Regions from separate parts of the Mus musculus genome. Here regions 1 and 2 are each linked to region 3. A link is a loop called in an ENCODE intact Hi-C map of the cell type or tissue named here. Cell type or tissue: left cerebral cortex. All regions are shown on one strand.

Region 1 (8,000 bases), 88 kb after region 3:
AACTTGTGCAAAGGGCAGATGTGCTTAGAATCAACTGGTGTTCTCAGCCCAATCAAGGTTGATTTAGTCAATCAAGTCGGATTATATCTCAACCTCTATTTAAATTGAGCTTTGCGCTTAGCCCCTCCCTTCTTGGTTTGCTTGTAAAAACCAGCAATCACATCTCCTCCTGTATTGTTCCAGGCCAGGTGGACTGGCTGGCTCCTAGGATTTCCAGGTCCCAGCACCGCCTTCCCTCCTGAAAGGTAATTTCTGCCATCTACTTTTCGCTTCACATTACTGGGTATTTTCAAAACGGATGGCTTCCATGGGGTTGAAATTTAGGAAGGGAAAGTGGAGTGCCCTCCCTCGGCTTTGTTATCTCTCCTTAACTTAGTGTTTTCAGTCTAAGGAAGAGTGTTGCCACTGCCTCCCTCTCAGATGCCCTTTGTAGTTTGTAAATGCAGGTTCGGACTAACTTTTTCTGTTTCCTGCTGCCTGCAGTTTTTCTGGTTTTCCTGTCCTTCACACTGAGTTCTTTTGAGCGTCTGCGCCGTTTCTGCAGCAGCTCCGGGGATTTCGTTTCCAAGCTGTTTCTCTATATCTGTTCCACAGTGAAATAAATACTTGGGAAAGACTGTACATTTCATCTGCACTTCCAATTAGGACTTAGTCTCAAGAAAGATAATTTCTGTAGATGTATATACAGAAAACCAGACTTGCTCTTGTTTTTGTTAGATTTTCGGATACAGGAAAGGATCTGGATAGAAAATCAGATGTTAGTTTAAGGAAGCGGCCTGCTAACACTAAGATGAAATCAGAGATAATGGCGAGTGAGTTTATAAGCGCACTTTGGGAAATAGGTCTTGTGTGTGTGTAGGGGGGTGGTGGTGGTGTTTTGGAACTGTGAAAAAGACGAGAGGTGGCTGAGGTTTGTCGGGTACAGGATGTGGATTGGGACCTGAGTTTGGCTACACGTGCAGATCCCAGCAGCAGGGACGGAAAAACCGGGTCCCACTCTGCGTGGCTGCGTCCTCCGGCACCTGATTCCTTTAGAGGTAGCGCAGCCTGGGAAGTGAGTGATGGCGAAGCTGGGCTCCGCGTGGGCGGGGCCAAGGCCGTGGAGACCAACGTTCGATTTTTCAGTTTCCACTTCGCCCAGGAGTGGGGAGTTCTTAGCTGCTTATTACGAAACCAAACGTCCCTCGGGTTCTTCTGTGACTTTCCGACTTTTAATTGTGTCCCAAATCAACGCGAGGCACGAGCCTCCGCATTCTAAGGCAGGAATTCCGATCTCTCCATGTCCCTTGGAAAACACGGTATGTGTTTGCAAGCTCAGCCGTCACTGGCAGAATTTTGCAACGATTTCCCAGTTTTGTTGGCACGTCTCCAGGAGGGAAGGTTCTTTGTAATTCTTTGCTCAGACATCAGGATCTCATACAAACCTCTTAGCAGATAGATCAGGGAAGGCAAATCCCTTTCAATTTTAAGAGCTACAACATAGTAAGTCCCCCTCCCCCTTATTTGTGGTGGTGGGAGGAGAGGGATGAGAAACAGTAACAGACCATCTGATGCCAAAATGGCTTAACAGAGTATGGCTTTGTGAGGGCATGGAGAACCGCCCCCCCCCTCCCTTTCTTCCTTTACTCTGAAAATAACTCAGTAGCTACAAGGTCTGAGAGCCCGAGTCTCATTGTTCTTAGCCAAATGATTGTTTGTCAAAATATTTGATTGTTTCCCTGTTGCTGCTGAGACGTTTGGACTTTCCTTTCTGTCCCATCTCCACACTAGGGTTTTTAACTATCAGCTATTGTGTTTACAGTATTCAAGGCTTCAGAGTGCAAAGGTTATCCATTAACATGGGGACTGAAGCTCAACCTCTATCCACTTTACTTGGTCATAGTTTTCTTTGTTTTATAGCAAAGCTCCCCTCCCTCGTTTTTTTTTTTTTTTTTTAATTTGGGGGGGTCAAAGTTAAATGAAGTCTTCTGCTTATGAATGCTTGCTGAGCTGTTGCGTTTTGATCGTGAATATTTATAAGGCTTTAACCTTATAAATATTATAGTTTATGATATTTATAGGGTAAATATAATACTTTAGAGAAAGATATTAATCTGTGGTGAGAAAAGGAACCCTAGTACTAAAAATGATCAATATCTTCTGGGCTTGGATGAGAATCAGGGCTGGCTTAAGGATCTACTTCCAGCGATGCTAATTAATTGTGAGTAAGTAATTGATTCACTTCCTTTGAAAAAAAAGACTAACGAGACCATATGTGGGTTGGTAGTTCTATGTAAAATGACAGCAAAAACATTCTACAAGGCAGGTTCTTGCCCCTTGCTAAGCTGTCTTCTTGAATTCTTCTTCCTATTTATTAAGGACTGCGTTGCTTACCAGTTCCGGTCGGTTCTTTTTTGTCCCGTTCCCCCCCAACCCCCACGCTTCTTTTTGATTTAGGAAATGGGTATGTATGCTTTTCTTGATGTTTTCCCACTTTTTGATACACCGAGGGCCAGCTTGAAAAAGAAACAAACAAGTTGACTGTTCGGTGTTAAGCAATAAATCTATTTTACATTTGAGTTCATTTGCATTTTGGAGCAGAAAAATTATTGGATGTGATTGTGGCCGCCATAGTTCCTCCCTGGGGCTTGCTTAAAACGGGACATCAGTCCCAGGCCTTTGGAGTCAAACCTTTTCCTGTCTTATCTTCTTTCATCTTTAATACGAGTCAGGAACAAAACAGAAGGGAAACGCTTTAAGTGAGATGGGCATAAAGAAGTGTGTGGTTTTTGTTTTTGAGCACACTTTTAAGCCTAGTTTCACTCAAATGAATTTCTCTGCAAACTAAGATTTATTAGGTACCAAGTCCAAATTCAGATATGAAACTATAATAGAAACACAAGCCCAGGGTGTTAAGGAAGAAATAAAAAGGCTTTTTGAAGATAACAATTTAAGAGAAAATTTATTCTTTTTAGGTCTCGGACCTTCCTCACATTGACTCTCTGAAAGTGTTAACCTTCACAACACCTCAGAACACCGCTATCCTGTGAGCTCCCGAAGCCAGTGGCAAGGTTGGTTTATTTTTAAATTTTTATTATTATTATTGTTGTTGTTCGTGATTCTGGGCGACCGGGGAGTTGGGCAACCGGCCCCTCCCCTCCTCTTCCCTCCCCTCCCGGGGCGCACCTTGCAAGGGAGGGGGAGGCGGCGAGGGAGGACTGGCTGTGCGCCTGCGTGCTGCGTTTGCAGCCCCCCCCTCCATCCCCAGAATACCTGTCACTGGAACCGCCCGGGCGCGAGCGCGCCACGTTAGGCCGGATGGCGGGACACGGCGCGGGGCGCGCGTGCGCGGGAGCCCACGGGGTGGGAGTGGGGTGCGCGCGCCGCTCCGCGGGGCTCGCGCCTCGGGGGGTCCGAGGGGGGCGTGGCCCGCAGCGGTGGGCGGGTCGGGGACGCGCTTGCGCACACGCGCGGTCACAGAGGGGGCGTGGCCGGGGGCGGGGCGTCAGGCGGCGCGGCCGGGGGGGAGGGCGCAACAGCTGCTGCGAGCACTTTCTGCCCCAACAGTCCCCCCGCCGGACGCCGGCCGCCCGCCCGCCCGCGCAGGGACCCCGCGCCTGCACTGTCCCCGCGCGGACGAGTAGGGGGCGCCCGCGCCGCTCCCTCGCCCCGCGCCGGAGGTGAGCCCGGCCCCCCGGAGCCTCTGTGGGGGTGGGGGTCCCGGCGCCCGCGGCCGTGGGAGGCGGGCATGGCGCGGCCCCGTCCCGGTCCCCGCGCCGTCGGGGCTAGCGGCAGACGCACAAAGGCCGCGCCGCCTCTGCCGCTCCTTCAGCCCCGCGGCTGGGCGGTGCAGCCGGACGGCCGCAGGTAAAGGGGCGCCGGGGCCGCGTCCCCACGGCTGCGGCCGCGCGTGGGGCTGGGAGGGACGGCCGAGACAATGGCCTGCCCGGCGCGGCGTGGCCGTCGGGGGTCCGGGCCCCTGCGGGAGCTGCGTCCTGCCAACCAAGGAAGGTGTTCGGTTTCACTCCCAAACTTAGAACGTCCCGCAAACTCCCGTGGGAAGTTCGTGCGGGTTGGCGGGAGGCGGCACCGCACATCCGAGGGCGCCGCCCCGTGCGCCTCAGTTTAGCCTCAACGCGAGCGGGCGCGCAGTGAAGGGCGCCCCCGCCTCAGACCCTCGGCGCACGGGAAGCGCATTCTTGGGCGGGGAGGGTGGGGGTGGGGACAGCGGGCGGGGATTTTTCCCGAAAGGTTTGCTTCCTGAAGTGAGCCGAAGTCCCGGGGGCCCACTTCTGGGACCCCCAGTGGGGGCCGGTCCGCACTCACACAGTAGTAGAAACTTTTAAACTTTTTATTGTTTGGGTCGGGGGCTCGGGGTGGTCGTTCCCAACCTTAAGGGCTGTGTCCTGTGAGCCTTAGTTTCTTTCTCTGAGAAACAGGCATTCCTGAGCATGCGTTGATTAAGGGGCACCAGCTTGGGGTCCAGGGCTGTAGGGCACCATGTGTACCCCAGGATCCCGTGGCCAGTTTCCTGGTTTGGGATGGGTTGGAGCCATTAAGTTGTATGTTTTAAGAGGCCTAGGTCTGATTTAGTTCAGGTTGATTCAATTATGTCTTCATCCCTTTTGAGGTGGTTGAATAACTTGACATGAGATTAAGGCCAACAAAAGAGGAGGCAGGGTAGCCACAGCTGCTGGCCATGCCTGGCAACTAGGTAGGGGCCTCAGGGGGCCTTTCACCTCTCTTTGTAAGAGAAAAACGTCCACAGCCTTCTTGACTACTTTTCCCAGAGTAAATCGACCACCTTGGTACCAAATTGGATATCAGATGTTAAGTTTTTGTTTCGAGAAGGATTAGTAACAGGTCTAGTTTCAAAAAAAAAATTTTTTTTTTTTTTTTGTAGTGACAAGTGCAGAGAACTAACCTTACTGCTTTCTGTCTGGGGAGTGTATCTATCAGACCACTAGTTGGTGCTTAGTTACTGTGCTGAGAACTTTTAAGGTGTGTCCTTACTGGTAGATGACTTTTCCCCCTCCTGCTGGAGAAGTCGTATTTATTTTAGATACTGTTTTTTCAAACCTGTGGAGCCTGGTGGTATATTTAGGCTATCTGGTTATTTTGGTTTTAATTTTGAATCCTGATTTGATTGAGTCCCTCCACCATGCTGCCAGCTTTCCAGTTATGTAAGTATAAAATCCAAGAGGCAGTGACCTCTGAAGACTGAGTTGTGGATAGTTAGCATTAGTCATCCCTGGGAACTTCCATATTTTGGCTCTTTAGACTGCACCTTGGTCTGTGTGCAGGAGGAGGAAGCAGGGGGAAGACCTGACTGGAGGAAGGCCACGTTTCTTTACTCCTTTCATCCTCACTCCATCTCCACACTTTGCAGTGTGATTTCCTTTAGTGGGATAACTGGCAGATTGAAAAGATCGACACTCCCTGATTGTCTTGGCTTCGCATTATCCCCTTTCACTTCTTACTTTAAAAAAGGAACTAAGATACCACTTAGAAAAGTTTTCCCTTTATGCTGAAGAATCTATTTTAATAATAGCTCTCTCTCTTTTTCTCCCCTCCCAGGTGGTAGGGGAGGGAGAGGGGGAGAGAAAGTTCTGACTCTGGCTTCTTCACGGGGGAGGGATTTGCATTTTCTTTGTTAGCCTCCATTTTTGGCAGAGAAACTTGGGGTGGATAGGAGCCCCTAATCCTTTCCAGTGGGCTTGTTTTGGAGGAAATCTGAAAATAAGACATAATCATCAAGTCTCTTATAAACTGATGAAATAATTGAGGCCTACAGTGGCCCTCGTGACTCAGGCTCTGTCTCCTGGCAGATAAGTGCTAATCACTTTTCTCCCTCAACATCACTTGAGTAGGAAATGCTGTTTTGCCACAGCAGGGCTGCCATCCCCCACCCAGGAGCCCTCTTCATTCGGAGCTGCCTGATTAGAGCTGGGGTTCCAGATGAGCTCCTTTTTCACCTTATCAAATGGCAGGCTTTTCCTCACTCGTTCCAAACATGATATTGGTTGACAAGAACTTTGGAGTAGTTTTAATGACCCTTGACTGCCTAAAACACAGGACGTCATAAAATATCTGCTGTGTGACTGCTGTGAACACAGATGACTGGGGCCTTCAAGTACTGCATAGGAAGCTGGGTTTCCAGGCGGCTAGAAAAGCATTATTCTTCGATTATTCAGTCTCATGTATGCTGTGTGGCCTGCATTTTGGATTTTTGAGGTCACTAGCTATAATTTGTTTTAAATGGCTGGATCCTGATTCCTCATTGCAGTTTTAATTCCGTGGCTATGTGTGTAATTAATAATCTGGAAAGTGGAAGCTGAGACATCAAAAGTGGCTTTTCCATCTTTGGAATCAGAAAGAACAACTTCAGGCAGTTTGGGTAAACTGTTGACTATTAGTATCAAAATGTAGTTAGTAGATCACAGCTGAGCGTATGGAATCATTTCTAATTTAGGGTTATCAAAAAATAAAAACCTGGAGGACCAGCTACTCAAACTGAATTAAAGGATTTCTATCCTAATAAATATTGTGAACCAGGATAGGTTTAGCTACAGGCACGAAAGCGAGCTGTGAATGTGGAGGAGCCTCAGATCTCACACTTCACCTCCTGATTTTTCGGGGAATGGCTGTTAACTAGTTTAAATGCTCGTGGAGGAAGGTGTATTATTACACAAGGGAAATGTCTTTGGCCTTGCTGTGTAGGGCAAGTCTGGTGGAATATCACTTAATGGCCTCCTTGTGGGGGCACTGTAGAAGGAGCTGAAAAGCTGGCCTTTCAGTTAGGTGATCTGGATTAAGGTTCTTGGCCAGCCAGTAATATAGCCAGGCAAATTTGCAATGGTATGCGGGCCAAAGGGTTTTGAATTCAGACCACGAGGGCAGATAGAAATCTTGCCTTGAAGGAAGTTAGTGGGGGATGGGAGAGGGGTACACTACCATTTTCTCCTAAAACCTCCTTCTGATGAGCAAGCTCAGCTCTTGGATATGTTTAGCTTCCACAGAAATGGGGGACTGTGTGTGTGTGTGTGTGGGGGGGAGTCCCTGTTAGCCAGCTGCTACCACAGATTACCCCTTTATGCTGTGCTGCCTGAAGAGCTTCCACTTGAGCGCTTGTTGACTGCAGCTTTCTAAACAGGCTGTTGCTTCCTGCCCAGGCTGGCAACATTAGGAGCTACTAGAAATTTGGGGCCAGTTTGGTAATTTTATGATAAAGGTGAGAAATAAATTCAATGAACCTGGCGAGGCAGCTGAGCAAAGGTGTACGTGCAGGGGTGAGTCCTCTTCCTGGCTTTGTTCTTTAGCATTTCCAGTTGACTTTGGCCTGCCCACCCCCGGGTCAGGCTGGTTCTCTTCAGGGTGACTGTGGTGATGGTTCAGATCTAGGAGTGCTGAGTGGCCAGGTGGCTGTAAAACAGTTATCATGGGAAGAAGTCATTTGTCTGACACTCTGGATGGTCCAGTGCTCAACAGGACACCAAGCAGTTTTGGTGGCAGTTTTTATTTCCTAGTAGTAGATGATTTAACTCTTAACATGTAAATCTTTCCAGCAATGAATGGTCTTATTTATTAAAAAGAGGTTTTACTTTTATTTAGTTTGAGATGCAAGCAGGTAACTAGCATTTATTTAACTTTATGGTAAATGGAGGAAGGGGCAGTCTGAGGTTGAGGACAGTGCAGCCTGGGCGTGAAGGGTATTTCTGAGCTCGCTTTTTACTTGAAGTAGTTAAATTGGCTCTGATTTAGACTCTGCCCATTTAACCTTGGGCAGAAACTTGGGAAAAAGTGGCTTAGTATGTAGTTCTTGGTGCCACATAAAGGGCTTACAGTTTGATGATGGTGTGCCTGTGTGTGTGTGCGTGTGTGCATGGATGTGTATATGTGTGTATTTATGTGTACAGATGTGCCAGGAACATGGACACTGAGTCACTGTAGTCTCTAGTGTTGATAGCCTAGGTAAGTGTGGGGTTTGCTCCTTTAGGCTCCTGAAACCCTTTCCCTCTATG
Region 2 (8,000 bases), 120 kb before region 3:
CTTGTACAGAGAACTGAATTGGACTGTGAATCCATTAAGATGGAATTGCCAAGTACCATATGATTGACTGATAGTCATCTGTATTGTACCTTTCTTTTCCCAATTTAATAAAAAAATATTACATTTTAGAAAAGCTTTTGATTCTAAACTTCAAGTGCAGCTCGCTGACAACGCTCTCTACAAGGGCTGCGTCTTTGTAAGCAGCTGGAAGACAGTGTACACTATGAATGCCCACACACGTGTCCAGATATACTCTCACACACGACTCTGTGTTCGTGAACATTCATACTGCAAACTCATATAGGCAGGAATACATTGGTGTGCACATATGATCAGTTCACAGCCTCTGCCCTAGCAAACCAGGTTTGACCTCCAGTCTTTCATAAGCCAATTAAAAGAGCCAAATTAATATTAAAAAACAGATTCTTCCATGTGGCCACACTGGGAAGAGGGAGAAAGATTCAAGAGTCTCTCCTGCCTCCCACAGGCTGCCTTCAAGGTCCTTCAAGTCGAAAACAGGACTGCATAGCCAAGCAGTTCAGCCCAGGGGCGGTTCCCTGCTCACCTCTACCTCAGCTCCAAGTCTCTCCTAGGAGCAGTGATGCTCTCTCCAGTAAACTCCTCCTCCAGCCCTCTCCTCCCTCCCTCTCCATCCCCCACCCCCACCCCAGGGCTTCAGCCTTTTCCTTCTCCTCCTGGGGTCTCCTGGGGAAATTTTAACTTTCTGAGATTGGTTGTTTCCATAGTCTATAGTCAAAGAGGATCGCGGGTGTCCCTTTAGAATATATTCATTCTTGCCAGACTAGCAAATTTGCACACACACACACACACACACACACTGGCAGGTTTTACACACACATGCACGCTCATGCACACACACACACACACACACACACACACACACGCACGCAGAACATGAGACTGTCTCACAGGGGTCAGAAATAAACATTGCCATCTATCTTGTCCTAGCGTGAATGAGAGCACAGGAACCACACCTAGGACAGAACAGACTGGAAAACTGGTAAATGTATCCAGAGAGCAGCCATGTCTGTGAGGCCCCCAGATATGGAGGAAGTAAGGCAGTGTGGCCTGGGGCCTGGGGCCTGCCAGCACACTGACTGGATTCTGGGTTTCAAATACAGATCAGCAGTGGTTTCCTTTAAGCTAAACTTGTTTCCTGGATCCTCAGGACCTGATTTGGAAATCACTGTCTGTTCCTTGCCGGGTTCAGAGTCCCGTACCATGCTAGAAGGTTTTGCTGGAAAGATTGGGGTAGGGTGCTAAAAGCACCTTGGGAAAACTGGAAGAGGGGGAGAAGTGGCCACACTACCCAGTCCTTCTGAGTTGACACCAATGAGACCAGCCAGCTGTCAGTTCCTTTGTCTGCAGATCCCTGGGGGTGACGCCTGCTGTGACCTTTTGCCAGCCTCTGGGCTAGCTCAGCCTGTAGAGGAAGTTGGCCAGTTTCACCTTACAGGGCACCGGCGCCTCAGGCTGAGATGAGAGACATTAACAGGCAGGATTGGGAGGCGCAGAAGCAGTGGGGAGTGACTGACTCTGGCCACCAGGCAATAGCAACCTCCAGTTTCTAAATTGGGATGGGAGAGGGGTTGTCTGAGAGAAGCTCAGCAAAGCCCCTCCCGGGTGTTTATTCCTGGTCCCTCCCTTCTCCTAGGCTGAAGAAGAGGGCACTCTTAATGAAATTGTGGTTTGCTTTTGTTTTTATGAAGGCCAGGAAATTTAAGCCACAAACTCAGTGATTTATTGCTGGGACCGTAAACCCAGCTGTAGTTTAAGAAGCAAGTTTTGTGCTTCCTGTGAAGGTTGCGTTTTCCGTTGCAATCCTTTCTCTGATGCAGAGTTCACTAACTGCCCCAGCAAGGCACTCCCTAAATCGCACAGAAAGTTCACAGGACAAAGAGGGGGCAAGAAACTGAGAGCTCGGCCCACAGAGCCCAACCAAGCTCTGGCAGGTGGAGTGAGGAGTGAGAAGCAAACCTGACAGGCACCGAAACAACCCAGAATCCTAGCCCCAAAGAAAAACCAAGTAAAGACGTGCGTGCGGGAGGAGAGGGACAAAGGTGCCCGTTGTCACCATGAGTCGGTTAATGATTCGCTGATTTGTTTGTAGGTGCTCAGGGAAGTGTCTCCTCTCTCTTGCCAAGAAGACGTGCCTTTCCCAAGGATGGAGCTAGTGAGATGAGATGCCCGGCATTGTGCGTGCAAGTTACACACACACACATGCAAGTGCACACACACACACACACACACACACACACACACACACACGTGCATGCATGTTCTCAGTGATGCCTCCCAGTTCCTGCTGACAGAAATTGTTTGCCTAATATCCATAAAAGAGTTCACTCAAAGGAGCAGTTGTTCCCAGCAGCCCGAGGCCACTCTTGGATTCATCCTGGGGAGGGGGGCGGGGGGGGGGGAAGGAGCCACAAACCTAAAGAGCTGCCAAAAAATAGGAGGGGAAAAAGAAAGCCAGAGAGAGACTGTTTTGTTTGTAGCTCATTAAACACAGGTCTCTCTCTCTCTCTCTCTCTCTCTCTCTCTGTTTCTCTCTGTTTCTGTTTCTCCCTCCCTCCCCCTCTTCTCTCTCTCTCTCTCTCTCTCTCTCTCTCAATCCCTACCCCCCAAGCACCATGCAAACAGTCAAACAATCCAGATATAGTCCAGACACACACACACACCCAGAGCAGTGGGGGTCTCATTAGATTTTAAAAGTCCAGAACGTACCCCTCTGGCTCCCCCCAAAGTCCCAGAAGAAGGCTAGGTGTCCACATCCAGGACTTGCAGGTGTGGTCTCTTCTGTCCCAGAGCCCCAGCCAGGTCCTGGAGCAATAAACTGGAGCTTAGGGTGTAGCTCAGAGCTACAGTACTGGCCCAGCACAAACGGGGCCTTGTGTTCCATTTCCAGCGGTACAAGGGTGGAGGGGCAGCAGCGTGGTAATGAACACAAATGGAAGAGAAAATCCTTCCCTGTCCTGCTTGTGAGGAAGGAGAGGGAAAGGGCAGCAGTTACCCACTTTCCCACGGTGCAAACCCCAAGATTAGGGCTGGGTTGCTGACGGGGCTCAGCTTCAACCACTCTCGGCGTTCTCTTTAGAGCCCTTAAGTAAGCAGTTTGGCACAGTGTGCAGAGTCGGGTTTGTCCCTGGTCAGGACTGTGTTTACTCTGTGGATTGTGGAGCAGCGTGGGCCCCTGAAAGACTGCCTGTTAGCAACAAGGGGGGAAAGGACAGCAAGCAACGTCCAGACATTGATTCTTCAGTCTGTAGTGGAGGCAGAGACACTGGGCCAGGGGTCGATTCTCCAGAGGTTAGACTGTTTTTTTGTTTTTTTTTTTGGCTTCTGTGTAGCCACCCATAAAGCTACCTCCCGCTCCTCTGCACCCTGGGGCCTCTCACTTGCCAGGCGGAAGCCAACCACATGATTTAACAGAAACCAGGATACAGGTCACGCTGCCTGACAGGATCGCACACACAGCCTTCTTGATGCGTTTATCTAAGTTTCAGCTGTGTGCCCTCTCCCCTTCCCCCCTCCATTCCCCCCCTTCGTCCCCCACCTCCCTGCGCGGACTTTAAGTGTTTCCTTACATCTTCTTAGGAGCTGATTGGCAGGGACCCTGTGTGCATTTGTTTCAGATTTCCAAATAGGTGCTTCCTGACAAAATGGCCCCAGCTGGCAACTATTGCCTTTGAAGGAGCTCATGTCTTGGGAGTGACACCATCATTCAAACGCCTTTTACGTAATCCGACCACATGGGGGCGCCCAGGAACTGGGTTCCGCAGACTGACCAAGCTGCTTCCGACTATATTGCCTACCCAGGAAATTGAACCAAGAGTCTGTCTGTTGACTAACTTCCAGAATACTGTCAGGTTTCACTAAGAAAACGGGAAGAGTTGAGAGAAACCGGGCAGGTCAGTTGCTATCTATGATCCCCACAGCCCTTCAAACAAGGAGGAGCCAGGTGAGATTTCTGGTCCTTTCTGTCCCACCTTGCAAGAAGCTTTTGGGAGAATGTGTGGTTGCCAAGCATTCGAGCAACCTTTGACTGCTTCTATAATTTCCCACAACCTGCGCCCCCCCTACACACACACACACACACACACACACACACACGTGCACGTGCACGCGAGTACGCATGTTATCGGTCGGGTGAATTAGCATCTCTGCTTCCTACTGTAATAAGGAGATAGCGATAGTGGGCTTGCAGTGATCACCATTAACAGTGCAGTGGGTCTCACACAATCAGTACTCAGTAAAATAGCAGCCATTCCTGCACAGGAAAGCCGGAGTCTAAGAAACAGAAGCCCCCTATTCCCATGAACAACTAATACTAGCCAAAAGGGTATTTATTTATCTGACGCATGGTGTTTGCGACAGCCTTGGCTTTGGTTCTCAGAGATTGTTCTGACTTGACAATGAAATGCATCCTTACATATAACAGGTGTTGTGCCACAGCCTGGCTCTGGTCCCGAAAGGCTTTGCTCTGCCTTGTTCTATGGGTTAACTTTGGACTACAACTAGTGACAGGTGATAAGTGCCCTTCTAGGCAAGGGGATTATGGGATTATTAGAATCAGTTTCACCTGACTGTTTGAGTGAACTCGGCCTTGAGAAGGCAGCTACGATGACTACAGCAGCTGACAGGAATGCCCAAACCAACCACGCCTATGAAGTTTCTGCTAACAGGACCCGTGTGAGCCAAGGCTCAGCCACCACAGCACCGTCGTTAGGCGCTGGGCTTCTCTAGGTCACTGCCTCTCTGTGCTTCATAGACACTGTCCGGTGGTCTAGCATGGGCCTAGCAGGTGCTCAGTGAATGCCATTTGAGCTGCTAGATTGATGGGCCCACTAGGCCTGAGAGTGGGTGAGCATATGCGCCGGTGAGCTTCGCTCCGCTCCAAATGTTTGATCATGCTAATCACATCTATGTACCAGGTGGCCAGCTCAGGGGCTCTCGGTCGTTTGTCCTGAACCAGCAGATGCCGCACTGACAGAGAAGCTTAATAGGGATACAGGGCCCTCACACTCTAATCCAGACACTCTGACCTAAAGTCCCCAGAGCGGGACCCAGCCACCGGTGTCCCTAAGGAGCCTCCAGGCAGTTCCAATGTAGGAGAAATTCGGAAAACCCCTGAGAGACCACACCACGAAGCACCCACTGGGTGTGTGGTCTGAGAATGAAGATACCAGGAGCTAGCATGGACCCTCACTAGAAGTCAGGTGCTGTGCAGTCAATACTTTGTTTACTCCCCCATTTTACAGATTAAAAATAACTGAGCCCAAAGAGAGTAACAACGGTGTTGACCCAGGCTGAAACCCAACCAAAACCATTACTTTTATGTTTCAGAGACAGAGTCTCAAGTATACTGGGCTGGCTTTGAACTCATTACGTAGCCAAGGATGAGCTTAGACTTCCGATCTTCCTGGCTCTGCCTCCTGAGTGTAGGGATTACAAGCATGTGTCATTGTAGCTAGTTCATGTGGTACTGAAGATCAAACCTGAGATCTTGTGCATGGCAGGAAAGCCCTCTGCTACAGCCCCAGCCAGGCCAACATCTGCTCTTAAAAGCCTACAGGAGATGCAGGAAGGAATGAGAAAAGTCGTGAGGACCGTGTGAGGATGTGACATTGTGGGACTGAGAGAAAGCACGGCTCCAGGCCGCTTGAGTGGAGGGTGGCCTTCACAGAGGGAACAGTTGAGCTCATCCAAGAAGAATGAAGAAGGCTTGGCCAAGGGTTCCCAGAGGAACAGGGAGTGCCGAAGTATAGAATCCTCCCAGAGTGGACGGTAAGTAGTTCAATATGGCTGGCTGGGTAGCGTGCCTTGGAGGCCAGAGGCCAGGAGACAGCATAGAACTGATCTTCCAGGATGTGAAGGAGTCCGCTGTAAGAATCTGAAGCTGTCTATAAGCTGGCAGTACAGTTTCTGTGGCAGAAAACATCTCAGCGTGAGGACGACTCTGATCCCCAACAGACACCCACAAACTCTCTCCTCTCTCTCTCTCTCTCCCTCTCTCCCTCTCTCTCTCCCTCTCTCTCCCCTTCTCCCTACAGGTAGCCATAGAAGGTGACATAATTAATCTGGCATTTTGGTTTCAAGTAAGGTCTAATAAAACACAATTTGGGCAATATCTGCCAAGTGGCTGATTATCCATCAGATATTAATCACAAAATACAGCACGTTCTTTTTAAGCTTAAGTAACAACTATAAGAAATAGCCACTGGATATTTCTGGAGAGATGGCTTGGTAGTTTGGAGCACATACTGTTCTTATAGAAGATACAAGTCATGTTTTTAGCACCCACACAGGGCAGATCACCACTGCCTGTAAGTCCAGCTTGAGAGAATCCAGAGTCTTTCTGTCCTCTGGGGACACTGTACTCATGTGCACATATAAACCCATATACAAACACATGAACATAATTTTAAAAAAATCTTTGTATATAAAACAGATATACCCACTTAGATAAAACCTTTCAACGAATTTAACCATTAAAAAAGATACCTACCAGGCTGGAGAGATGGCTCAGGGGTTAAGAGCAATGACTGCTCTTCCAAAGGTCCTGAGTTCAATTCCCAGCAACCACATGGTGGCTCACAACCAGCTGTAATAGGATCTGATGCATTCTACTGGTGTGTCTGAAGACAGCTACAATGTACTCATATAAGTAAAATAAATAAATCCTTTAAAAAAAAAGATACCTACCAAAACATTCATTTATTTTTTTATTGTTTGTTTTTGTTTACTGTTTATTTGCAGAGACAGCCCTGGCTGTCCAGGAACTCACTCTGTAGCAGGAAGGTTTGCTCTGTTGCTATGTATTATAATGCTAAATTCTTTACCAGAGATCTAGGCCTGTGACTGAATTCTGTTCACATGCTTTTATTATGCAAACCTTGTTCCTTAATTTAAAATTATTGGTTAAAATAAAATTGACTACAGCCAATGTCTGGAGAGATTAGAGGTAGGTGGGTTTTGAGTTACCTGGTTGGGATGGAGAAGAGAAACCAAGAGGAGGAGAAGGAAAAAGGGGGTGGGGGAAGGAGGGAGAGGAGGAGGAGAAAGAAAAGGAGGAAGGAGAGGAGGGAGAGAAAGAGGAGGAGAACGTGGAGGAGTAGAAAGAAGAGGGAGGAGGAGGAGGGAGAGGAGGAGGGGAGGAAGCTGTCGTGAGGGGAGACTGACCATGAGCATATATGGTCAGGGTAACAGCAAGTATCTGGGGCACACCTCGGGGGAGGTACCAGGCCAGCAGTTAGAAAAGGAGGTTAGTGGTTACCCCTCCCACGCCCGAGTAATTGTCAAAGCCAAATAAAATAACCACAGTCTGAGTCTCATCTATTTGTAGATAGTCAGTGATAAGCTCAAGTTGGTCCTACTGCAACGCAGACCAGGCTGGTCTCAAACTCACAGAGACCCACCTGCCTCTGCCGCCTCAGTGCCAGGATTAAAGGCGTGTGCCAACACCACCCGGCAAAACATTCATCTCTAAGTGCCAGTGTTGGTTGCAATCCATCAGCCATCTACCCAGTTGATCCATAGTCCTGAGAGCTTGAACGAGTTGGAGACTGTTATGGTTTGTTTATGCTCGGCCCAGGGAGTGGCAGTATTTGAAGGTGTGGTCCTATTGAAGTGGGTGTGGCCCTGTGGGTGTGGTCTTTAAGACCCTCATCCTAGCTGCCTGGAAGTCAATATTCTGCTAGCAGCCTTCAGATGAAGATGTAGAACTCTCACCTCCTCCTGTACTATGCCTGTCTGGATGCTGCCATATTCCCACCTTGAGGATAATGGACTGAACCTCCTTGTACGAGTTGCCTTGGTCATGGTGTCTGTTCACAGCAGTAAAACCCTAAGTCAGAGACCTTCATTCTTCTGCTGAGCTCTTCTGTTGAGTGGGAATGATAACAGCTGAGAAGCAGAGAGGACGGGAAGCCACCTGGGACATGAAGGCTCAGTGGACTGAAAGTTATCAAAGCCCAGCA
Region 3 (8,000 bases):
TGTGGGAAGCTACGCCTAAGTTGTTAGTGGCGGCTTTCAATCTTTTTCTGAACCTGGGATGAAAGAATTATTCTACTCTGAAGCAGGCAGGAGCTATGGAACAGGAGATCCAGGGAAGGCTGACCCCTGAGGGACAGCCACTTCCTTTGTTTTTCTGGAGTCTGTCATGCCCACGTTCGGAGAGACATTAAGAAAATGGCTGGGGAGAAGAGCAGGCATTTGCGGGGGCGGGGACGGGGGCCCCGAGATTTTACTCTGAGCAATGCAGAAAGCAAACAGACAGAGCAAAAGCCAACAGAAGAGCCAATGGTACGCTCATACCGTCACTTAACACAAAGTTAATTTAACTGGTTTCCCCTTTGGAGTCAGGCATCTTGGGGCCAGGTGTGGGGAAATAGAAGCAGAAAATGTTCAAGGTGTGCAAGATAATAGAGAATTGACCACAGCACGGTTTAGGGCAGCAAAAGCTGAAAGCCCACCAGAGGGACGTGATGAAGGACGAAAAGGGGTAGCATTCAAAGAGACACCTTGCCATTATTTAAAACGATCAAGGTTTTCTACCACGAAGACAAAGGATACTTGTGTAAAATCAAGGTGTCTGATATACACTAGTGTGATCTATAAGACCCTGAAAGAGGGCACAGAAAACTGCAGCCACTGTCTGTGGGGGAGGGGAAGCTCACACTGGTGTACTGCCCACCCCCTCCACCCTGCTGCTCCAGCCCCCACCCCGCTTAAGCTGGAAGCTCGTTCTTTAAAATATATGTCCTGAAAATTGTTTACAATAGACATTTTCTTTTTTATTTAAGGGTAAAAAAAAGTTCACAGCCATGTGTTAAATGAAACCAGTGAGGTATTTAAAACTATGCATATTCATATACATAAAACAAATAATTCTTTAAAAAAAAAGACTGCATTTAGGGAAGATTTCTGGAAGGAAGTATCATGCCGTCAAGTGGTTACTAGCCATCTCCACTTTGAACTTTCTAATGAGGGTGAACATATACTTTTTAGAAGTGCTTAAACTAAAATGATCAAATGAAAAGAATAGCCTAACGACATCAGCAAGTGCCATCCCACGAGGATCGTTCCCCTGCCCGCTTCCTGTACGTCGCAAATGAATTTCTGTTCCTTGCTTCCTAAACGTGGAGTATCATTCATTATCATCCACATTGGAATAGCTCTCTCTCTCTCTCTCTCTCTCTCTCTCTCTCTCTCTCTCTCTCTCACTCTCATGGGCCCTGTCTGTCGGTGCCTTTGTTCCCTGCTGGCTCCTGGAGAGGAGGGAGACCCTGAGGCTTCCGGATTGTAACCCCGCAGCCTCCGGTTTGCGCTCCTGACGTGCATTTGAGCAGCACTTGAGCGGCTCCATTAACCGGAGTGAAGTTGCTGAGAGATAAAATGCCATCTTGCTAGGTCCATTCTGTTGCGTCACCATCCTGTTTTAGGTCACGTCGGGTCGTGTGGCTCTCCGATGGGGGCTGGACCAGCAAACAGCGTTTAGAAACAGGATCTCTGTAAACGCCTTCTCCCTCCCCAATTAGCTCTTGGAAGCCCTCTGTTCCATTTTCTTCTGCCTCAGGCATGCGTAAAAGCGATCAAAGGGGAGGAGGGAGGAAAAGACACTTGTGAGATTGTGTTAAAAAAAAAAAAAAGTCTCCATGTGTTTGAGAGAGACTCACTTCGCCAAGCATTTACTGCAATAAAAACACGATTTGCTAATGAACATGATTCGTGTGTTCTGGGATTGATAACAGATACAGAAGAGCAGAGCAGTCGTGATCGCTGCTGTGGGTATAGTTTTCAGGCGAGGAAATACGGAGAACCCAGTTTATAATTTATTGAAGCCACGGCAGTTCTGGGCTGTGCTCGCTTCTGGTGTGCCCTTCTCTGGTTTCCAGGATGATGGTGTACCGGGAGCCTCCTTCTTGCCCCACAACTGTGCTGGAGCGGGGGAGGGGGGGGCGGGGGTTCGGTTCTTAATTTATCTCCTCATGAACTGTTTTCTCAAGGAGGCTAGGGTCAAGTTTGGAAACCAAATTTATGCAAAGAGGGATTGTGACATACTAGAGGGAGGATTTGAAACTCGAAGGGGGGGGCTACATCCCAACTTCTCTGGAGAAGCAGGAATTCCCAGCTCTGTTTTGATCACTTGAAAATGTCACAGTTTAGTTTACAGGTATTTCTGAGGGATCATTTTTGATGCCTTTAAATTTAGGAAAATACTCAAATACAACCAGAATTAAGTGTCTCTCAAGATGGAAAAAAAGGGGCCTACTGGCTATTGTCTGACCTCCCCTGGGCCTGATTGACTAGTAGAAATTGCATCTCCATGGGAACAGATAAATGTCTGCTTTTCATGTCATGAAATAACCAGCTCGGTCCTCGGAGCTTCACCAACCTAGCACTTTATCCGGGCGGCTGTGAGCAGAGTCTCCCTTTTCATGTTCAGCCAAATTATCTGCTAGAATCTCTTTTCAAGCCTAAGGAGGGGGAAAAACAGAGAAGGGAGGGAGGGAGGAGAGAGAGAGAGAGAGAGAGAGAGAGAGAGAGAGAGAGAGAGAGAGAGAGAGATCCCCTCCCCCTTCTGCATGGAGTTAATTACTGTATTTTCCTCGGGGAGACGGAGGAAGAAGACACCCGCTGAAATAACACGCAAATGATGACTAGCATGTAGTATCTGCCTGTTCAATAGCTGTGGGTGATTTTTAAAAAGGAGGCCGGCCAGCGAGTGCCAAGGCGACCCTGAGAGGCTGGTCCTAGGACCCACTAGGTTTTGTTTATTTGTTGTTACACTGGGACTTGGCTGTGGAGTCTTAGGCAAGTGGACAGCAACTGTTTCGCGCTGGGGTCTGAGAAGTAGGGTGAATGGGAATCATGGGAGAAGTCGCTGGCGAGCCTCAGATTATCTGCCTCCCACCCCCATCCCCAACCCCGAGCCTCCAACATCTGCCATTTTGACTCCCGTCTCTGGTGCGGCGCTCTGTGCCCGCCACATTGGAGGATAGTCTGAAAAGAGAGCCGGGGCTTTCTCTATCCACGTTCTAGACATTTCGGCTTCTGTGCTTGGTTAAAAATACCACCAGAAGCAGCATCTTTTTATTTTTTTCTTTTTTTTTCTGATGATACTGCAAGATTTCCAACCCACCTTTCTGCGTCAGAGGGAGAAGGAACGAAGAAGAAACATCAAAAGGAAGAGAGCAGAGGCAGGCTCCCTCCCGCACAAGAACAAACTCTTGTGGGGAAAGATATCCTAGACCGATGGTTCTAAAACCAGGCGCCAGAGCGCGAGCGGGGAGCGGGCTCTCTCTTTTTTGGGATCTATTTACCCTCTCCTGTTATTGTGTCTTCTGTCACTGAAACTTTGTGGTTTGTTTCTCTTTTCTTCCTCTGCACCTCCACCCAGACAGCCAGCAAGTCTGAGCAGGAAATGACTGAAGACTAGTGAGCTGCACCCCCACTATCCCCCACCCCCACCCCACCCCTCACCACCCACCCCCGCCCCCTCCCAGAAGAATCCAGGTGAAAGATGCCTGCAGGAATTTGAAGATGGTGTGAGCTCGGCTCCGTGCTAGCACACTCCTAAGTCTGGAAGGCCAGTGGTCTTTATCTGGCCCAGCTGCTGCTGATGCGGAGATGGGAATGCACCCATCCAGTGTGTGAACACTGCGCCCATTGTACCCTGCCGAGCTGATGGATGCCTGAGTAATTGGCATGGAACCTACTCTATTAACAGTACAGACAGATATGTGAGCTAGCTGAATCCCTCCAACATATGCCGGGCGTTAGCCAAAGGAGTTTACCATTCTGCCAACATCCCGGCCATTCGGCACATAATTAGGCTTAAGGGTTCTATCACTCTGCCGGGGATCAACAAATAATGGGGAATTTTAGCACTTCCTCTGAATAAGAAGTGAGGAGGTTGTGGTAGTCTCAGTCTAGCGCTGACAGAGGGCAGTGTTGACCATGTGGGGGCGGGGAGGTGGTGGTGGATAGTTTGAGGCAGAAGAGAGTGGGGCTACACGTGCTCATTTCAGGAGATTTTAAAATTAGGGGTGTGTCTTTATTCGGCTCTTGTGTGTGTGAGTGAATAAGGAGGATATTTGTCACGTCCTGCTGGATGTTAGTGTCTTAAAGGAGAACGTGCCACCGTGGACTGACATACAGAGAGAGGCCATTTAGAATGCATGTGTCTGCATTCTGCAAGCCTCCGGCCTCCACACAATGTGCCACGGCAGGCACATGCCCGTGCTCACGCGCATACACAGCTAGGCAATGTAATTAAAAAGAAAGCGTTTAAGAAAGGTAAGGTGGGGGAAGGGGGAGGGAAGGAAACAAGGAGGAGGTAATTCTATAAATTAAAGGCATCGCATAGTACATGATTCTCTTTTCGCAACCATGTGTATGTATCTATAATACACACACACACATATGTATCCCCCTCGTTTTATTTGCTGTTGCTATGACAAGATACTCTGACAAATGTGACCAAGGGAGTGACTTAGACAAAGTTTCTGTTGATGCAACAAAGCACCTTGATTGAACAGTGAGTGGGTATGGAAAGGGTTTATTTGACATACACTTCTGCATTGCTGTTCATCATTGAAAGAAATAAGGACAGGAACTCACACAGGGCAGGAACCTGGAGGCAGGAGCTGATGCGGAGGCCATGAAGGGACCCTACTTACTGGCTTGCTTCCTCTGGCTTGCTCAGGCTCCTTTCATGTAGAACCTGGGACCACCAGCCCAGGGATGGCCCCACCCACAATGGCTGCACCCTCCCACATTGATCACTAATTATGAAAATATCGCCCAAGCTTGCATACAGCCTGATCTCATGGAGGTATTTCCTCAATTGAGGTTCCTTCCTCTCAGATGGCTCTAGCTCGTGACAAGTTGACTTAAAACTAGCCAGCACACCTCCCACCCACTCCATAACCATAGCCCCTTGTTTCCTGCTTCCCCATTGCTCTTGAAATGTAAAACAAAAAAACCCCACTATTGCTCTGTCTTAACTTCTCAAAAAATGCAACCTATAACCAATCAATCAGGGAGCTGAAAACAACTGGAATTCACAGCCTAATAATTTCAGAGGACGGGAGTTCGGAAACAAGGTGGTAGAGCCACAGTGCCCTAGAATCTTTATGGAAGTGTTGTTCTTTGCCTCCTAGCAGGTGGTGGTCCATCTTCCACGTTCTGGGGCTCCCTCACCTCGAGTCTGAGCCTTTAGACCTCATTCATTCTACTTCGCACAAAATATGGGTGTCTTTTACATGTTTAAATCTATTGTCACTATGTGTGTGTATGTGTGTACGTGTGTATATCTATACGCGTGCATGTGTGCATGCAGGGTAGGGACAGAATACAAGTGTACCGCGTGCATGTGGAGATCAAAGGTCAACTTCTTTCCACCTGTGCTGTGTGTCCAGAGATGGAACTCAAGTCACCGATCTTGGGGCACAAGCACTTTTACCCACCAGGACATCTCACAAGCCCTTTTTATCATTGTTATTTGAAGCGTCTCATGTGTGCCAGGCTAACTTGGATGGATCTGTGGATTTCACTATATAGCTGAGGCTAACCTGTCTTCAGACACACCAGAAGAGGGCATCGGATCCCATTACAGATGGTTGTGAGCCACCATGTGGTTGCTGGGAATTGAACTCAGGACCTCTGGAAGAGCAGTCACCCAACCTTGAACTCTTGATCCTACTGCCTCCCTGTGCCTATGAGCTGGGATAACAGGTAGAAGCCACCATGCTTGGAACAAAACCTGGTGGTGTCCGTTTTAAGGGCCTGGTTTGCAGGTGTGCCAAGAGTACTGTGTGCCTTCTGTCTGGACCGTCTGGGGGAGATTAAGCTCCCAATGAGATGAGCACGTCATGGAACTCTTCATTTCTGCCCTTCCTCCTTTTAAAAACTAAGTCATAATCCACCCATAATAACACGTGCCCTTTTAAAATTGCATCCATTGTGTGTGGCACTCGGGGCATACGAGCCAAGGCATGTGCATAGCATTTAAAGGACAATATGTAGGAATTGGTTCTTTCTTCCCACTATGTGGGTTCTGAGAATCAAATTCAGGTCGCGACCTTGGCAGCAGGCACCCTCACTCAACTGAGTCATCTACTGAGCCCAACTTCACCCATTTAATTAAAGTGACCAATGTCACGGGCATTGTAGAATGTTCTGAAAACTGTGAGACCGGCACCCTTTCCTGATTCAAGTCCCTTCACCCCAGAAAGAAAGCCTGTGCCATTGCAAGCCTTTCTCACCCCCTCCCTTCCTGGTCCCAGGCTACTACTGGTTCTCTTTGTCACTTTATGTCTCTGCCCACTTTGAACATTTCTCACCCCCTCCCTTCCTGGTCCCAGGCTACTACTGGTTCTCTTTGTCACTTTATGTCTCTGCCCACTTTGAACATTTCGTTCAAAGGAATTATGTAATGGGTGAGTCTTCGCAGCTGGCAGCTGGCTTCATCCTGATGGTGTGTTCTCAGCACTGCACATGGCCTGTGTCACTTTTTCCCTCCTTTTTATTTCCAAGTAATATTCCATTAGGTGAACAGTCCGCCTCTTTATCCACCTAGTAACAGGCAGCTCAGACTCTTTCTGCCTTCCAGCTTCTCAGGAGAAACTCTCTGAACACTCGGGCACAGGCTTGTTTGTGCAAGCGTGGAGGCATTCAGTCGTCTTGAATTCATGCCAAACTGTTCAGTGGCTGTGTCTTCTGGGAATTTGATGTTTCATTTACTCACTCATTCATTCATTCATTCATTCATTCATTCATTCATTGTTCATTCATTGTAAGCAAACCAAGGATGTTGTGCAGGATAGGCTAATGCCGCCCACTGAGCTATGCTTCCCACTGGTCCGTGCTCCCCACTGAGCTGTGCTCCTCCCTTCTATGTTTCAATTTTGAGTTCTTATTCTACTGCTTTTCAACATGGTGGCCACATTCTTGTCCTCCAGGCAATGTGGGATTTTTAATTTCTCTACAACTTTTTTAGTTTATTATTTCTGCCTTTTATTATAACCCTTGTAGTCAGTTTGACTTATATTTTATTTTTCTTTCTTTCTTTTGGTGGTCGACTTATTCCATTTTGCTCTGTTTTGTTTTGAGACAGGGTTACACGGAGCCCAGGCTAGCTTCAACCTTCCTGTGTAGCTGAGGATGGCCCATCGCCTCTGCCTCCTCAGTACTGAGGTTACAGTCGTGCACCACCAGGGTTTTTCTCATGGGCAGCTTCATGCCCATGAGGCTAGCTCCCCTCCAGCTACATCCTGATTTCAGTCGAGGGCTCACATCCTCACCACCAAGCTAAAGCTGCCCACACCCACACCACTGTATCCTTCCCTGCAGGAAGTACTGTATCCCCTTAGACTGCGAGCCAAACTAAATGTTTCCTTCTTTAAGCTGCGCTTGTCACAGCCCCTCTTGATCTTTCAGCTGCCAGCTTGTCACCTGACAAGCCCCCACCAGCAAGTGTCAGGCACTGTAAATGTGCATTATAGTAGGTAAGTCTTTTTCATTTATTTAGATTTTATTATTTGACATGTATAAGTGGTTTTGCTTGCAAATATGTGTGTATATGCACCACATGCCTGTTTAGTGCCCTCGGAGGTCAGAAGAGGGCTTTGGGTCCCCTGGAACTGGAGTTCCAAATGGTCATGAGCCACTCTGTGGGTGCTGGGAATTGAACACTGGTCCTCTGTAAGAGCAACAAGTGCTCTAAACCACTGGGCTATCTCTTCAGCACCTACCTCTCTCTTCCCCCCCCCCTCTTTATTTTAAACAAGTCTCACAGGCTGGCAGGATGGCTCAGTGGGTAAGAGCAATAACTGCTCTTCTGAAGGTCCTGAGTTCAAATCCAAGCAACCACATGGTGGCTCACAACCACCCATAATGAGACCTGACACCCTCTTCTGGAGTGTCTGAAGACAGCTACAGTGTACTTACATATAACAATAAATAAATCTTAAAAAAAAAAAAAAAAACAA

What was found. Peaks named below come from ENCODE experiments on the same cell type or tissue, not always from the same donor. Only the 100,000 strongest peaks of a DNase experiment are listed, where the experiment ranks them.
Region 1: it touches region 3 in a loop (3-fold over the local background); 20 of 42 quality-filtered maps call a loop at or near these places.
Region 2: it touches region 3 in a loop (2.4-fold over the local background); 5 of 42 quality-filtered maps call a loop at or near these places.

Annotation. Positions count from the first base shown.
Region 1 is chr2:170,126,707-170,134,706 of GRCm38, reverse strand. It overlaps Zfp217 (zinc finger protein 217), which reads left to right and starts at 3,487. Exons shown (of 6, transcript NM_001033299.3): 1 at 3,487-3,659. In left cerebral cortex, a CTCF peak has its summit at 3,607; DNase peaks (open chromatin) are centred at 1,304, 3,284, 3,401, 4,527 and 1 more place; H3K4me3 peaks cover 3,127 bases; H3K27ac peaks cover 1,171 bases.
Region 2 is chr2:170,339,118-170,347,117 of GRCm38, reverse strand. Bcas1 (breast carcinoma amplified sequence 1) reads left to right here. Exons shown (of 13, transcript NM_029815.2): 13 at 1-127. Among named protein-coding and RNA genes, the nearest start is that of Gm39999, 5.5 kb to the right of the region's middle. In left cerebral cortex, a CTCF peak has its summit at 3,778 (motif pointing right); DNase peaks (open chromatin) are centred at 1,409, 3,005 and 3,772; H3K27ac peaks cover 279 bases.
Region 3 is chr2:170,214,613-170,222,612 of GRCm38, reverse strand. No RefSeq gene overlaps it. Among named protein-coding and RNA genes, the nearest start is that of Gm17619, 25 kb to the right of the region's middle. In left cerebral cortex, a CTCF peak has its summit at 3,948; DNase peaks (open chromatin) are centred at 3,106, 3,733, 3,918, 6,515 and 2 more places; H3K4me3 peaks cover 1,792 bases; H3K27ac peaks cover 2,052 bases.